2 separate regions of the Homo sapiens genome follow, and region 1 is linked to region 2. The links are chromatin loops, found by intact Hi-C in ENCODE. Cell type or tissue: OCI-LY7. All regions are shown on one strand.

Region 1 (8,000 bases), 480 kb after region 2:
AAGCTTAAACCTTAGTTCTTATTTATTTATTTATTTATTTTTTTTTTGAGACGGAGTCTCGCTCTTCTTGCCCAGGCTGGAGTGCAGTGGTGCGATCTTGGCTCACCGCAACCTCTGCCTCCTAGGTTCAAGCGATTGTCCTGTCTCAGCCTCCCGAGTAGCTGGGATTACAGGCATGCGCCACCACGTCCGGCTAATTTTGTGTTTTTTTTTTTTTTTTTTTTTTTTTTGGTAGAGGCGGGGTTACTCCATGTTGGTCAGGCTGGTCTTGAACTCCCGACCTCAGGTGATCCGCCCACCTTGGCTTCCCAAAGTGCTGGGATTACAAGTGTGAGCCACCGCACCTGGCCTGTTCTTATTTCTTAGACACAGTTTAAGGTTGGTTTTTCCTTCCTTCCTTCCTTCTTTCCTGCGTTCTTACCTTCCTACCTTCTTACCTTCCTACCTCGCTTTGTCGTTCAGGCTGGAGTGCAGTGGCACAATCTCAGCTCACTGCAACCTCTGCCTCCCTGGTTCAAGCGATTCTTGTGCCTCAGCTGGGCGCCACACCTGGCTAATTTGTGTTTTGTTTTAGTAGAGACGGAGTTTTGCCATGTTGGCCAGGCTGGTCTCGAACTTCTGACCTCAGGTGATCCACCTGCCACAGCCTCTGTAGGTGCTGGGATTACAGGTGTGAGCCACCCCACCCGTCCTCTTCCATTTATATTTTAAATGGTTAAACAGGCTTGTAGCCAATTAAGATCTGAATTGTGCATGATTATAGAATTATGACATATTGTTTGCCTGGCCATGACATATGGACTTGAATTAATGAGAACATGGGTCGTAAAGTTATCATCCTCAATTCTGAGACAAGTTTGTGATTCCATACTTCTCAAAATGTTCTGTGTAATTACAATCTGAATATTTTTTATCTTTATGCTGTATTGTACGCAAGAGTTCAAAGAAAGCGTTTAAATTGGAAGATGTTTTTGTTTTTATACTAGGAAAAACGTTTTAACAAATTGTACTTAAAAGTACACCTAAAAAGAATTAAAGTTATCTTTAAAAAATTAAAAATGCTATCCTGAGTCTTAGTGACTTGGGTATTTTGTCCCTTTATCTCTCCTTGCATACTTATTTTAATACTAGCTGAAGCAAAAATTTAGACTTTTTTTTTTTTTTTTTTTTTTTGAGACGGAGTCTCGCTCTGTCGCCCGGGCTGGAGTGCAGTGGTGCGATCTCGGCTCACTGCTAGCTCTGCCTCCCGGGTTCAGGCCATTCTCCTGCCTCAGCCTCCTGAGTAGCTGGGACTACAGGAACATGCCACCACGCCCGGCTAATTTTTTTATATTTTTTAGTAGAGACGGGGTTTCACCGTGTTAGCCAGGATGGTCTCGATCTCCTGACCTTGTGATCCGCCTGCCTTGGCCCCCAGAAGTGCTGGGATTACAGGTGTGAGCCACCGCAGCCAGCCAAATTTAGACATTGCTTAACTAAATAACGGGTTCATTTGATCAAACCAGTTCTTCATTTTCCTACTGAATTTGTGAGTACAGGCATCACAAGTCAAGTAATATCTATTACACAAAGGTTAAATAGGTAGTTGGGATGGAGAACTGTGTGAGCCTTGGGGTAAAATGGTAGGAAATGATGGGGAGTACAAGCAGGGGGGCAGACTCTTCTTAGCTATAGCAATTTGTCATGTGAGTGCAGGGCAAGTATTGAAGGATCTTTTATTTATTTAATGCAAATTCTGAATCTGGATTTTTGAACAAAATTTTTCTAGTATTAGATATTGTCAACTAATTAAAAATGTGTGAATATTTATACACATAAATATATATACACACACACAATTAATTTATGGGCCCATGCTATAGGCCAAACAATAGGTTTGTTGAGGCCAAATATGTTATATTTCATACACTTTTTAGATTTCAAAAACTGGAGATTTTCAAACTTTAACACCACTAAACTTTAACACCTAAAAAAAATTTAGATTTTTAGGCCCCTCCCTCCTGAAAATCTGATTCTACCTAATCTGGCGTAGTTGCAGAATGCTAGGGTATAATACAGTTACACTCTAGAATTGTTTCTTTAATGCAAGCAGTATTCTAAAACTGTTTCAGATCTAGTTTCCCTTTCTATAAAATACTTTTCATGCTCTCTTTGTCATCCTAAATGAATTTCATGGGGAAAAAAAATCCTAACACATTTTTCTTACAAAAGTAAACATAATGTTTGAACTGTTTTAAAGGAGAAATAAAATGAAGCAAATAACAGCAGAAAAGTATAATTTATAAATGCTCAGATACAATTACACTGGCCACCAAGCTCCCATTGAGAACATTTGTTTTAAAACTTCGGTTTAACTGTCCTTTTTTCTCAGGCTACATGTTGGAAGGAATGAGGGTGAATGACCACAAGTTAAAATTGGATGACTCCTTCAGTCTTGACTGTCATTTTCTTAGTATGCAGTTATATCTAGGAGAGAGGCAAAACTTTAGGAAATGGATTTTCTTTTACGTATGTTAAGAAAACAAACTGATCTTAGAGAAATGTTATAATATTGTGTAGTATTTTGTGTTGTTAACGTACTGTTCAGCTAATGAGTAGCAAACTGGGAGTTTGAGAGCAGTTTTTTCCTCTCTACCTAAAAGACAATATTGAAGAGCTATTTTTAACAAATACTGAGAACATACTTTTGAAAGGTATTATTTGTCTAGAGAGGGTTAAAATATAAGACTAAATCCCTTTTCCAAGATTTCTTTACTAACTGGCAGTATACAAGATACGTAACTATTCTGGGACTGATTTCTTGGCAAAAAGTATAAATCATCTCATGAGTGCAATCTTTAATGGCAAAGGATTAATATTTAAGAATGATCTGTGTTACCTGTCAGTCCTATATATATAAAAATATACATATTTTTATTCACCTGTTAGTAGGTATCAGTATTTTTTAGTTTGGAGCTATTATGAATAAAACTTAAAGGTATTTGTAGAAAAGTCTTGGTGTGGATACATTGTCATTTCCCTGAGGAAATAACTTAGAATTGGAATTTCTTGTTTTTATGATAAATGTATGTTTACACTGCTTGTACTACTTTATAGACCCTCCAGCAGTTCTCTCCAAAGTTTGTTCACACTCTCCCCAGTTTTGGGTATTGTCTTTAAAAGTTTTTTTTGTTTTTGTTTTTGAGACGGAGTCTCACTCTGTCGCCCAGGCTGGAGTGCAGTGGTGCCATCTTGGCTCACTGCAACCTCCACCTCCAGGGTTCAGGCGATTCTCCTGCCTCAGCCTCCCAAGCAGCTGGGATTACACTACACCTGGCTAATTTTTTTGTATTTTTAGTAGAGACAGGGTTTCACCATGTTGGCCAGGCTGGTCTTGAACTCTTGACCTCAGGTGATCCACCCGCCTCGGCCTCCCGAAGTGCTGGGATTACAGGCGTGAGCCACTGTGCCTGGCCTGTCAGTCTGTTAAATTTTAACCATTCTAGTAGGTGAGAAAAGCTATCTCATGGTTTTGGTTTTCATTTCTCTGATGAATAATGATGAGCATCTTTTCTTGTGCTTAGTAGTCATTCTTTTTTGGTGAGATTTTGGTTTGTCTTTTGCAAATTTCAAAACTTAAGTTGCTTTTTTTTTTTTTTTTTTGGAGACAGCATCTCACTGTGTTGCCCATACTGGAGTGCAGTGGCGCCATCTCAGCCCACTGCAACCTCCGCCATGTTGCTCAGGCTGGTCTCTCAACTCCTGAGCTCAAGTGATCACCCATCTCGTCTCCCAAAGTGCTGGGATTATGGGCGTGAGCCACCACGCCTGGCTGGGAGTTTGCCTTTTTATTGAAACGTAAAGTTCTTTATATATATTCTATATCTAGGTCCTTTGTCAGATACATGTATTGCAGGTATTGACTCTGGCTTGCATGCTCATTTTCTTGGTGTCTTTTGAAGAGCTAAAGGTTTAAATTTTGATTAAGTCTGGTTTATCAATTTATTTTATGGTTAATGACTTTTGTGTCCTATCTAACAATTTTTTGCCTACCCCAAGTTTACTAAGATTTTCTCCACTTTTTAACCCAGCATTTTTATAGTTTTAGCTTTAAAATATAAACCTGTAATCCATTTTGTGAGTTATTTTTTGTGTGAGGTTGAGGTTCATTTTTTTAAAAACTGTATGTTAAAACACCATTTATTAAAGACAGTACTTTTTCATTATATTATTTTGGCATTTTTATACAAAAATCAGCCATCTGTGTGTGGTCTGTTCTTTATTGATTTGTCCATTCAGCTAATACATAATGTTTTTTGATTACAGTACTCTTCTCAGCAAATTTTGAAATTTGACAGTTTGTTCTTTTTCAAAATTCTTATGATTCTTTGAAGTCATTTGCATTTCTTTACATTTTAGAATCAGCTTTTCAGTTTCTACACAAAAGTCTGTCATGGTTTTGATTGGAATTACATTGAATCTAGATATCAATTTGGGTAAGGGGGAATGTGTTTTGTTTTGTTTTGTTTTGTTTTGTTTTTTTGAGATGAGTCTTGCTCTGTTACCAGGCTGGAGTGCAGTAATGTGATCTCTGCTCACTGCAACCTCCGCCTCCCAGGTTCAAGTGATTCTCCTGCCTCAGCCTCCTGAGTAGCTGGGACTATAGGCATGCGCCACTACGCCCAGCTGATTTTTGTATTTTTTAGTAGAGACGGGGTTTCACCATGTTGGCCAGGATGGTCTCGATCTCTTGACCTGGTGATCTGCCCGCCTCGGCCTCCCAAAGTGCTGATATTGACAGGCGTGAGCCACTGCACCCAGCCATAATGTTCTTAACAATATTGGTTCTTCCAATCTGTGAATATGTGTTATCTCTTAAATTCTCGGCACTGTCTTGTGGTTTTCATTGTAGCATTCTTGTACAATTTTTGTTTACATAGTATAAATATTAAACATTTTATAATGTTAAATGATATCGTATATGATATTTTTAAAATTTTCATTTCAAACTGTTGGTAGTATATTGAAATACGATTATTGGTTTCATCCCATTATCTTGCTAAATTCGATTATTAAGTATCTTTTTTTTTTGTTTCAAGGACTCCTTAGGATTTTCTATGTAGTCTACAGGGAGATAGCTTTACTTCTTGCTTTCTATTCTTAATAATTTATGTCTTCTTATTGCACCAGCAAGGACTCCAATACAATATTGACTAGAAGTTGAATTTCAGTATTAAATGAGAAAGGATTTCCTTACCTTATTCCTCATCTTAGGAGGAAAACACTCAATTTTTCACCATTAATATGTTAGCTGTTTTCTATAGATGCCCATTATCAAAATGAAGAAGTTCCCTTCTATTTTTAATATGCTGAGAATTTTTATTATGAATGGGTGATGAATTTTGCCATGTACTTTTCCTGTGTCTATTGAAATGGTCATGCAATTTGTCTCCTTTTTTTGTTAATGTATGAATTACGTTGATTTTTAGATGTTAAATCAATCTTGCATTCTTGAGATATACCTCACTTGGTTTTGCTACAGGTATTTTGAAGCTTTTATGAATTGCCTGCCCTTTTTTAAGGTGAAATGTTCTTTGCTTCCTATAATGCTATGTTATGGTCTACTTTGCCTGATATTAATGCCATTGTTTTTTTAATCTATGTGTTTGAATGGTATATTTTTCCCATGCTTTTACTTCTAGCTTTTTAAAGTATCTCGTAGATAGCGTATAGTTGTCTTACTTTTTTATCCCAGCTTTTAATTTTTGCTTTTGTTTAATCCATTTATATTTTATGTAATTGTTGGTATGGCAAGGTTTAAGACTGACATCTTTTTATTTGTTTTCTCTTTGTTCCTGCTTGGCCTCCAGTATCTTTGCTTCTCTCTCAATCCCTTAGCAGCTGCTCTCTGGTAAACTTCCCATGGACTTGCTCTGCACATGCGTAGTAGCCTTCAGCCAAGGACTTGGCAAAACCCTTACATAGACTACTGGCACCCTTTCTCTGTTCAGCTCCCTTCTCCCAAGTGCTTTGCCCTATATATTCCATCTGGTTCACAATCCCCGAATCTCTCTGGCTCCTTTGCTATGTTCTGCATTGGCTGTAGCTCCATGAACCATGATCACAAAATAGTCCTCAGTTAGGGAATCAAGATTTAGGGGGCTTATTCACCTGAGCTTTTCTTTCCTCATGGATCACAGTACTGCATTGCCTTTTGTCCATTGTCTGAAAAGTTGCCTAAGGTATCTGTCCTGGTAATATACAGTAATTAATGACAGGAAAGCTTGTCTCAGTACTAGTTACTCTATTCCTGGTGGAAAACTGATGTCAGAAGAATGCTTTTTAATTTCATTGTACCTTTTTAAATATACCCAAATGTGGGTAATTTGTAAACTTTCATTTTTAGGTCTCTAGATTTCTCTGTTTAATTTTTCTTCAAGAAGTTAAACTATCAACTAGATGCACAAGTTTTTCAAATTTCTTTCTGCAATGTAACCTTGACCCCTTTCTCAATTTTTTTTTTTTTTTTTGAGACAGTGTCTCGTGCAGTGGCCATCTTGGCTCACTGCAACCTCCACCTCCCCGGTTCAAACAATTCTCCTGCGTCAGCCTCCCAAGTAGCTGAGATTACAGGCACACACCACCACACCTTGCTAATTTTTTTGTATTTTTAGTACAGACGGGATTTTACCCTGTTGGCCTTGAACTGCTGACCTCAGGTAATCCACCTGCCTCAGCCTCCCAAAGTGCTGGGATTACAGGTGTGAGCTGCCGAGCCCTTTCTTAATTTTACTCCAGCATTTTGAATACACACTTAGACCAGTAGTCTCCAAAATGGCATGACTAAGTGCCATTATATTTTATTCTGTAATGTGGTGTGGCACACCACATATGCAATAAAATATCCATTCAGGTGAGGGAAGACATTAGAACTTCTTTTCAGAAATTGAGCTTTAAAGTACTTGATATATAGTTTGTCACAGTCACATGAATAAGCATGTCAAATGGCTACATTTCACATATGCTGTATGGAGTATCCTGAGAGAAGGGATTAAGGCTGCCTCAAGCCCAAATGGTATTTGTGTGAGTTAGAAATTAAGAGTCCTCTTGACATACAGGACCAAAGGATGTGTGCCTTAGGAAGTGGAATGTGGACCCCCATTTGCCTGTAAGTCTACATTTCCCCTCCAGTCAGGCAGTTCCTTGTACTGTATAACCTATCTTAACTGTACACAGCTGCCCTAGAGGTCATGGGATTTCGATACTGCAGACTCTGTTGTTTGTTTTTGCCTCCTACAAGTATAATTTTTTTTTTTTTTTTTTTTTTTTTTGAGATGGAGTCTCTCTCTGTCACCAGGCTGGAGTGCAGTGGTGTGATCTTGGCTCACTGCAACCTCTGCCTCCTGGGTTCAGGCGATCCTCCTGCCTCAGCCTCCCAAGTAGCTGGGAGCATAGGCGTGTGCCACCACACCCAGCTAGTTTTTGTGTTTTTAGTAGAGACAGGGTTTCACTATGTTGGTCAGGATGGTCTCAATCTCTTGATCTGCCCACCTCGGCCTCCCAAAGTGCTGGGATTACAGATGCGAGCCATCGCGCCCAGTCTTTGTAACATAATTTTATATGTACTTGTAAAAATAGGTTTATGGGTTTTAATATCTGTTTTTAACTAAATGTCTGTCAAAAAATAGAAGATTATGGTAGGCCATTACCAGGCCTCTGGCATAAAACCCTTAATCTCATTTCCTAGGGAAGTCCCATATGGAGGCTGCTCACAAAAGCCCCTTAATTTCAGCAGTTTGGGAAGTCCCTAAGTTGTAGGATATAGGGTACATGTATAATAACCTTAAAAAGTGATCGCTTGTTTCAATTAACGACAGAGACAGTTCCATTTAAGTCTGTAACTTCACCAGTGTTGTATAGATGGATGTATACCTGTCATTCTTGGGACCTGAATATGCAATTAGCTGACAAGGGGATTAGCTGGCAAGGAGATCCCTGTCCTATAGAAAGCTGTAGCTGTT
Region 2 (8,000 bases):
CCGAGTCCTTGCAATAAAGCAGGAGAACCTGAGATAAGATCCCAAGCCCTGAGTTCAGGTCCTCACACCTGTCAGGACTGAGCAAAGCTCTAGGAAAACCGGCAGAGTTAAAGCCCAGAGGAGGAGGGGAAGGCCTGCGTGAATGAAAGAAAGAGGAGAGCAAAGGAGACAAAAAGGGAAAGAGAAGGAGAGAAAGGAGAGGAGGAAAAGGGAGCCTGGGTGGAGAATAGGAAGGTGGAGCATGGCAAAGGCCTCCAGCATTCTTTGGGGACTGGTCAGGGGTAGCAGTGACCTAGCCTGAGGATAAACCCAGATTCTATGAGGGCCTGTGCTTTTAAAATGGATTCATGTTTACCAAGTTTTAAAAAGGACTGAAGTGACTTAGAGAAAACATATCAAATGAGGTCAAATAAAATTCAACATGGGTGTAGAGAAGGATTAGTCATGTGGGAGAACCAGGAAGTAGAGAACAAGAAAAAATAATAAGTATGGGGCTAGAAAACAGTCCAGACCCCACAGAAATTAACTAGGAAAAAAGTCACAGACCAAAAATATATACCCATGAGTCCCAGCCTTGCTCTTGAGATCAGTTAGCCAGGCAGGCAGTGGTTTAGCTCAAGGAGGGATGAATGAATGTGGGGGCCAGAGCCCTCCATTTAGAGGCAGAAAAGCCAGCTTCTACTATTGTCTGCTTTGAGTCCGAATCTTGAGAATACTCCGAAATGCCTTTAATAAGCACAGTGGTTTTTCTGGTTTATGATGTAAGACAGCCACTCGTTTCATGTATTCTCCAAAAATAGAGTTTGCTCCAAAAATAAAAAGTAAAAGAAGTCAACAAAGGGTTAGGTTTCGAGTACAGAGGCACAGGGCAGCTTTTGGGGGAAGAGCTCTCTCTCTTTAGTTCTTGGGCAGTAAGCTCACCTGCCAGCAGTCAGGGTCTAATTAGTGCCCAGCAGCAAGAGGGAGCAGAGCTTCTCTGGAATGCTCCAGGGGGATGGGGCTGCACAATGAGGTGGGGGGTATGCTGGTGGTGGACACCAGTGTGCACAGACCTGTTCCTTCTCAGCTTCTACTTTAGAGGTACAGTCTCTGGGACATTAGCTTTTACCACTGTTAGGTCAGCAAACCTTTTGAAAATGTGATGAAAGACACACATATGCACTGCACATACAATGCCCTAAAGAGCATTTCCAGAAGTTCCCAGACCCTCTTGAGGCCATAAACTCAGCTTAAGAACCTTCAGTCTGTAGGTTTTCAACTCCCACAGGTTTCTTTCAGTAGAAAACACACTGCTCTGGTCACCGCCATGAGTCCTTGGGAACCTTATGAAACTCTAGTGAACCCCCAGTGCTATGGGGTTGAATTGTGTTCCCTGCTGATGTGATTTGGCTGTGTCCCCACCCAAATCTCATCTTGAATTTAGCTCCCGCAGTTCCCATGTGTCATGGGAGGGACGCAGTGGGAAGTCATTGAATCATGGGGGTGGGTCTTTCCTGTATCGTTCTCGTGATAGTGAATAAGTCTCACAAGATCTGATGGTTTTATAAAGAGAAGTTCCCTTGCACAAGCTCTCTCTTGCTTGCCACCATGTAAGATGTGCCTTTCACCTTCCACCAAGATTGTGAGGCCTCCCCAGCCACGTGGAACTGTGAGTCAATTAAACCTCTTTCCTTTATAAATTACCCAGTCCTGGGTATGTCTTTATCAGCAGCATGAGAACGGACTAATACACCTGCAAATTCATATGCTGAAGCCCTAACCTCCAATGTGACAGTATCTGGAGACTGGGCCTGAGGGTTAAATGGGCTGAAAGGATGGTGCCCTCATGATGGGATTAGCATCTTCATTGGAAGAGGACATAGCAAAAAGGAAGAAAGAAGATGCTGTCTCTACCACAGGAGGACATAGTGAGAAGATGGCCATCTGCAAGCCAGGAAGAGAGCCCTAACCAGGAACAGAATTAGCCAGCACCTTGATCCTGGACTTCCCAGTCTCCAGAACTGTAAGAAATAAATACCTGTTGTTTAAGTCACCCATCTGTAGCATTTTATTATAGCAGCCTGAGCAGACTAATACACCCAGATACTCTCAATGCCAAAATACAGTCTACCTGTTCCCATGTGTGCCATAAGAGCCTCTGAAACACTAGTCTCCTTATTTCTGCCCCCTCCACCAACCACACGGCCCTATGACAAGGTGGTGAATGCCTTCCAGAGGACTATCTACCACACAGCCCCAGGACTGAGGAGGCTGGCTGGGCCCTCGAAGAAGGAATCTTAAACAAGAGAAGCAAGGGCAGAAATGCAACATCAGAGCTACCAGGCAGTGGGGAAGGGAAGAGAGGACAGAGACTGAAACTTCAGAGGAAACGCTGGTACAGAGCTAGTGGTCTTTTAGACATGTTCCAATAAATCTGGCTAACTTAATACTCCCTCTGCATCCATCAAGGAATCCATAAGCACTGTTGACTCAGGCTGTTCTTCTAAAGAAAACACAGCAGGCTTCAGGCAGGTGTTGTTAAATTGCTCCAACCAGGCAAAGCTGCTGACTCTCACTTAGTATTTTTACACACCATTGTGAGCCGCCAAATAACAGACCTTTATAAATCCCTGGTCAAAGTCAACTCCTCCAAGCCACCTTCCCGGCCTGGCCACTCCGTTTGCTATGGCCTTTCTTCATTGTTCGCATACCTCTCTGCTTTACCTCTCCCCTGTGGTTGTTCTGTCCGCCCTACTAGGCCTTCACTCCTCAGGGGCAGGGACTGAGTCTTGCATGGCTTTTTCATTCCAGAAGGCTGGATTCCAGGTTCTGCACTCAGGGGCGGCCCAGTCATTATTGTTGGCCGGCTGCTTTTCCTGAGAAAGCACAATCGGGCCTTTTGATTCCCATCCGCACACTGCCCGCTCCCTGCCACTCTGCTCTCCAGTGAAGGAACTTCTCGGCCCACTCACATTCCAGGCACAGTTTGGGGATCAGGGGATGAGCAGCCACACCCAGAAGTGCCAAAAAGTGCCACTGAGGTTTTTGGCTGAACAGAAGTAGAAGGAAATAAAGTAGCTCCCTTATCTGTGAGATGCAGGCGTCATTCTCAGCCATCTCACAGGTCCCGACCAGACCTTGGATTCTACAAATTTGGGAAAATGTTATTTTGGGATGTGGTGGACACTGCTGCTTGACCACTCAATATCCATCCTACCCGTCTTCCTTACTATCAGACACCAATTTTATTCAGGGTGGCAAGTATTAAGCTAACACACTCACACCTTCCTGGCCTCTTTTGCAGCTAGGGATGGCCAGTGAAACCTAACGGGAAATCTGCTGGAGGCCTCAGAGAAAGCCCTGGCTTGTCCTAATATAGGTACTACCCTTTCTGCTTTGCCCCGTCACTTTCTTCCACCAGTGAGGCTGATGTTACGCTGGAAGTGAAGCAGTCATCTTGTAGTCATGAGGACAAAGGTGACAAACAGCCTCACGGGAAGGGCCCCGTTGGCCCTGATCAAGCACTACACTAGCCCTGGAGGGCCTAGCTCAGGACTGCTTGGTTCATGAGATAAATAGGCCCTTACATGTTTAAATTACCAAATGCTCAAGCCAAGTGACAGATAAGCTTGTCATCTTCATACTTTTATTCTTCTTATTTTGTTGCTCCTGCAGCTTTTTGTTTGGTTTTTCTAAAAGCAAACTTGGGTCGAGTAATAGTTCCTCAAAAAAGCTATGGGGGAATAAAAAATCTACCTACCAGGATATTTTTCTTTCGGTTGGCAAATACCAAAGAACAAACTTCTCCATGAAAGGAGTCTGCGTTTCATGAAAGATCAAAGGTCTCAAAGTCTCCCAAATTGCAAACTCTTCTACAGTAACGTAGCCCAGTAGAGAAGAGCCATCAGGCAGCTCATTAAAGCTTGTCAGCCTCAATAGCTAACATTTTCTTCCTTTCTCATTGAACTCCATTATCAGCAATGAGTTTTGCGGGGAGCTGGGGGTTTTGTTTGTTTTCTTTTGCTTTTACTTAAAATAAAAATGTGTAACTTAACTTCCAAGAGACATTGAGATTTGGGCACAGTTTTCAGTCAGCTCCCTCTTCAAAGACCTACTGCAATTGCCAAAGCAATAATAAGACATTATGGAAAGGGGGAAGGGGGCCCATTCACACGCCAGAATCTCCATATAACCTCTGTTTGATAAAATGCTAGTTGGTCCAGATAAATGGAAGGCACAGGAGAGCAACTTAGAACCTGATTCCCAAGAAAGCAGGACTCAGAGAGGTTCTCTCGCTCAACAATATGTACATCAACTGCTTGGGAACAGCCAAGGCTAGACGCAGTTCAGGCCAGGGGTCGGAGGAAGAACGTGGCTTAAATGCCTTTGCTGCAGTGTATGGACAGCATTCCAAAGGTGCTCTGCCAGGAAGCCCCAGGCCTCGTGGATGGAGAGCGCTTCAGCTTGTCCCTGACACTGCAGGCAGTAGCCCTACCAGGACTGCTCAGTGCCATCCTGCTGTCCCCTACTCACCTTCCTGCTGTTAACAGACCCCTAAACAGGTCACAATCAGCCCCAGAAAGACTATTTTCATTAGGAAAAAATAATGTAAGTGACCTCAGTGTCCAGTGATAGATGGTGTTTCAGGAAATGACAGGGACATGGAACAAGCCGTCCCCTTCTTGTCTTCCCTCTTGTAACTTAAAGAGTGCTAACACCTGCTGCCAACCCACCCCCTCAAAACTGACAAAAACATTTCAGTTCCTCAGAAGCAGGTGCCTGAAAATTTGAAGTGTTAATTCAGTCATGCAAATCAATACCAGGCGTTGAACCTAAGAGGATTCAGGTAAGAACTGAAGAAATATTTCAGGTCTTTTTCCCTAAATGCCTTTCACAATTAGGCCACAATTCAGAGGTCTTATTCTATTTACTCATTTTATCCATGAGTTCAGAATGCAGCAAAAATTTTCTTCCTAGGCCTCTCAGAAACTATTGGAGAAAAAAAAATAGAAGAAAGGAACCGAATATCCCCCATCTAGCGGCCACAAACCAGACATAGTGACACTTTACTTATGTCATTTATCTTCCTCCACCATGGCCTTGTGAAACAGTCTCAGAAAGGTGCTCACAGTAGGGAGAGCCAGAACCAGATTGTAAGCCTAGACTCATTCATTTGTTCATCCATTCATTCACCAAACATTTTACTGGACACCTACCATGCGCACAGCACTGTTCTGTTAGCTGGAGATAAACAGCAGTGAATAAAAGAAAGTCTCTGCTTTCACGGTGTTTCCATTTTGTTAGACGAGAAAACAGACAAGCACACTTATCAGGGCTTCCCAACAGGTATGCCGGGGAGTGCCCCAGCTCCATGGGACTGGGAAGGAGGGCAAGTTGGCAGCAGAGGCTGGAGCGACTGCACCCCTGAGATGGATTCCACCCACTATGATTAGGCTCATCCATTACTTTGACACAAAGCACCATGCAGATATCATCATTTTCCATGACTGCCATGACAGCAGGGCTCGGGGATACTAAAGAAATCATTTGCCAGTGGTGATAAGGGCTATGAAGTTGTGCTGACCGCAAAATCCCTGCTCCTCCTACCAACTGCCTTTTCCAGTGGTTGAGCAATCTGCAGACAAGAGGACAGTCAGAATCCCACACCGAAACTGGGAGGGTGGGAATAAGAAGCTGAAACTTCCTCATGCTCCATCTACCCAGCCATCCCACCCTCATTTCAGTGTCCTCCTAGAAGTCTGTATTTCAGTCAAAAGGAAACACTGGATTTCGACGTGCCTCATGTTCCTCAGCTTGTAAACACAGCTGAGAAACCAAATGGTTTTTTGGCAGCTACGTTTCTGCCCCTCTCTTAGCACACAAGAAAACGTGTCTGTGAAGACTGCCTTAGAACATGATGCCTCGAGCCCAAGGGCGACCCCACTGCACCATGCAGGTAACATCACAGCTGTGCTGCAGCTGTTCGCCTGGAGCTGGTTTGGGCCTTGGCCTCCTCAGCCCACTGCCCCAGCTCTCCCAGCGGCTCCAACATGGGTCTTGGGCTGCAGGAGAGCCTGGAGAGAAAGCTTGCAAACCCAGAGTGGAACCAGAAAAACAATTCCTGGCAGTGCCTCAGAAATGAATACCATTCAGGGGTAGGAAGTAAAAAGTCAAAACTACAAAGATCGGAGTCAGGTTCTTTGGTTACAAAAAATATATACTGTTTCCTCACTAGATCCCATCTCTTTCCAAAGGATAACATCTACTGCCTAAGTCATCTGTAACTGGAAAGAGGGAGGGAAATGCCGCACCACAGTTTGACTTTTTAATGGTACTGAAATCTATAGGTCTGTGCCTAGTCGTTTGAATAAGTTTTCAGTAGCAAAAAAAAACAAAAAACAAAAAACAGGATACAGTCTTCGGTGTTCAAGGCTTTTGTGGCCAATCTGGCTTCTTGCTGGACTACAAAGGGAGGCTTATCTGTGACTAATCTCTAAAAATTAAGTTTAAATCAAAAGCTGCCACAGGTGACCCCAGCTTATGACTCCATATGCCAAAAGTCTGTAATAGCAGGATGCTGATGGTGGGACAGGTTTTGTGTGTTGGGGAGACAAGAGATACACGGGAGCTTTTTGTATTTCTGCTCAATTTTGCTGTGAACATAAAACTGCTCTAAAATGCTTTCTGTTTTTGGAGAGACAGGATCTGGCTCTGTTGCCCAGAGTGGCGCACAGTGGCACAATCATGGCTCACTGCAGCCTCAACCTCCTGGGCTCAGGCGATCCTCCCACCCCGGCCTCCTGCAAGTAGCTGGGACTATAGACATAAGCCACCACACCTTTCTCTACCTTTTTTAAAAGTTTGTAACACGGGTGGTTCAAACTCACAAGACATTTTCTTACTGACATAATGTGATAAAAAGTCATCTGTTTCCCAGTCAGGCCTCAGAAACCCATTTAATTCACCACACAGCTAAACTGTGGAGTGAATCCTAAACTCTGTGTCTCCTTCAAAGAGCCTGCTCTGCTCTGGGCTGTGAAGGGTGGCCCTTTCCTCCCTGTGCAGTCTGAGGCAGAATTCTCCTTCCTCTGCACCCACCTCTGTCCTCAGTACTCACATGCCCGACCTCAGGCCCAGCTGAAGGGCTTCCTCCTCCCACACCTGTTCCTCATGTCCCTGACAGGCCTGAGGGCCATGACAGGAACAGAGATTCAGTGAAACAGAGAGCAAGGGCAGAACCCAGAATCCAGCCACGGCACGTGGGAGGCACAAGAGGGGAGCAGGGATGTGTCTGGCCAGAGTGCCTTTGCGGGTCCTGAAACCTGGGCATTGCCAGCAGCTGCTCATTTTCTTTGAAGCTACAATTATTTACTTAATGTTCCTTCTGCAGGCTCATATTCTTATTACAAAGCCATTTGTCCTCACCTGTCCTTATTATTATGTCATACAAAAATGGAACCAATTAGGGCTTGTTTCTATGTTTCTACCACTTGAATATTGTTGATGCCTCTGTGATCAAACTCATTTTCGGCATTCAGTGGATCCACCTGATACTTCCTTAGTGGAAGAGTCAGAAGAATAAAGAGAGGAAAAGACTCACACCTTGGAGTCATGTGGTGAATCCCAACACTCTTGAACAGGTTAATGAGTACAAAGGCTATCCTTTTGCAAAGCCCCAAAACTAAGAACTGCAAATGACACAGTCACAAAACAGACACATGCACAAACTCCATCCAGCCGATGGGAAGGACATCCAGAGATAGATGGACTTATCTGGAGAGAAGAATGATGAAAGGACCCTCAGAGGCCAGGCTCAGTGGCTCACGCCTGCAATCCCAGCACTTTGAGAGGTGGAGGGGGCAGGATGGCTTGAGCTCAGGAGTTCAAGATCAGCCTGGGCAACATAGCAAGAAAGGAAGAGAAAGAGAGACAGAAGGAAGGAAGGAAGGAAAAAAAGGAAGGAAGGGAGGGAGGGAGGGAAGGAAAAGAAAGAAAAAAGAAAAGAAAGAGAGAAAGAAAGA

Evidence for each region. A loop is a pair of places that touch in the nucleus more often than their neighbours do. Peaks named below come from ENCODE experiments on the same cell type or tissue, not always from the same donor. Only the 100,000 strongest peaks of a DNase experiment are listed, where the experiment ranks them.
Region 1: a loop joins it to region 2, with 6 times the contacts of the local background. A loop is called at or near these places in 2 of 110 quality-filtered maps.

What each region holds. Positions count from the first base shown.
Region 1 is chr7:138,462,840-138,470,839 of GRCh38, forward strand. The region is part of intron 1 of TRIM24 (tripartite motif containing 24); the gene reads left to right. Among named protein-coding and RNA genes, the nearest start is that of TRIM24, 6.6 kb to the left of the region's middle. RefSeq lists a silencer at 1-39. In OCI-LY7, no CTCF peak of the experiment used is centred here; no DNase peak of the experiment used is centred here.
Region 2 is chr7:137,981,028-137,989,027 of GRCh38, forward strand. All of the region lies in intron 1 of CREB3L2 (cAMP responsive element binding protein 3 like 2), which reads right to left. Among named protein-coding and RNA genes, the nearest start is that of CREB3L2, 17 kb to the right of the region's middle. RefSeq lists enhancers at 446-495, 506-595, 5,214-5,363, 5,694-5,763, 6,896-7,005. In OCI-LY7, CTCF peaks have their summits at 4,991, 5,891 and 6,096; DNase peaks (open chromatin) are centred at 4,734, 5,044, 5,894, 7,114 and 1 weaker place; H3K4me3 peaks cover 4,529 bases; H3K27ac peaks cover 7,015 bases.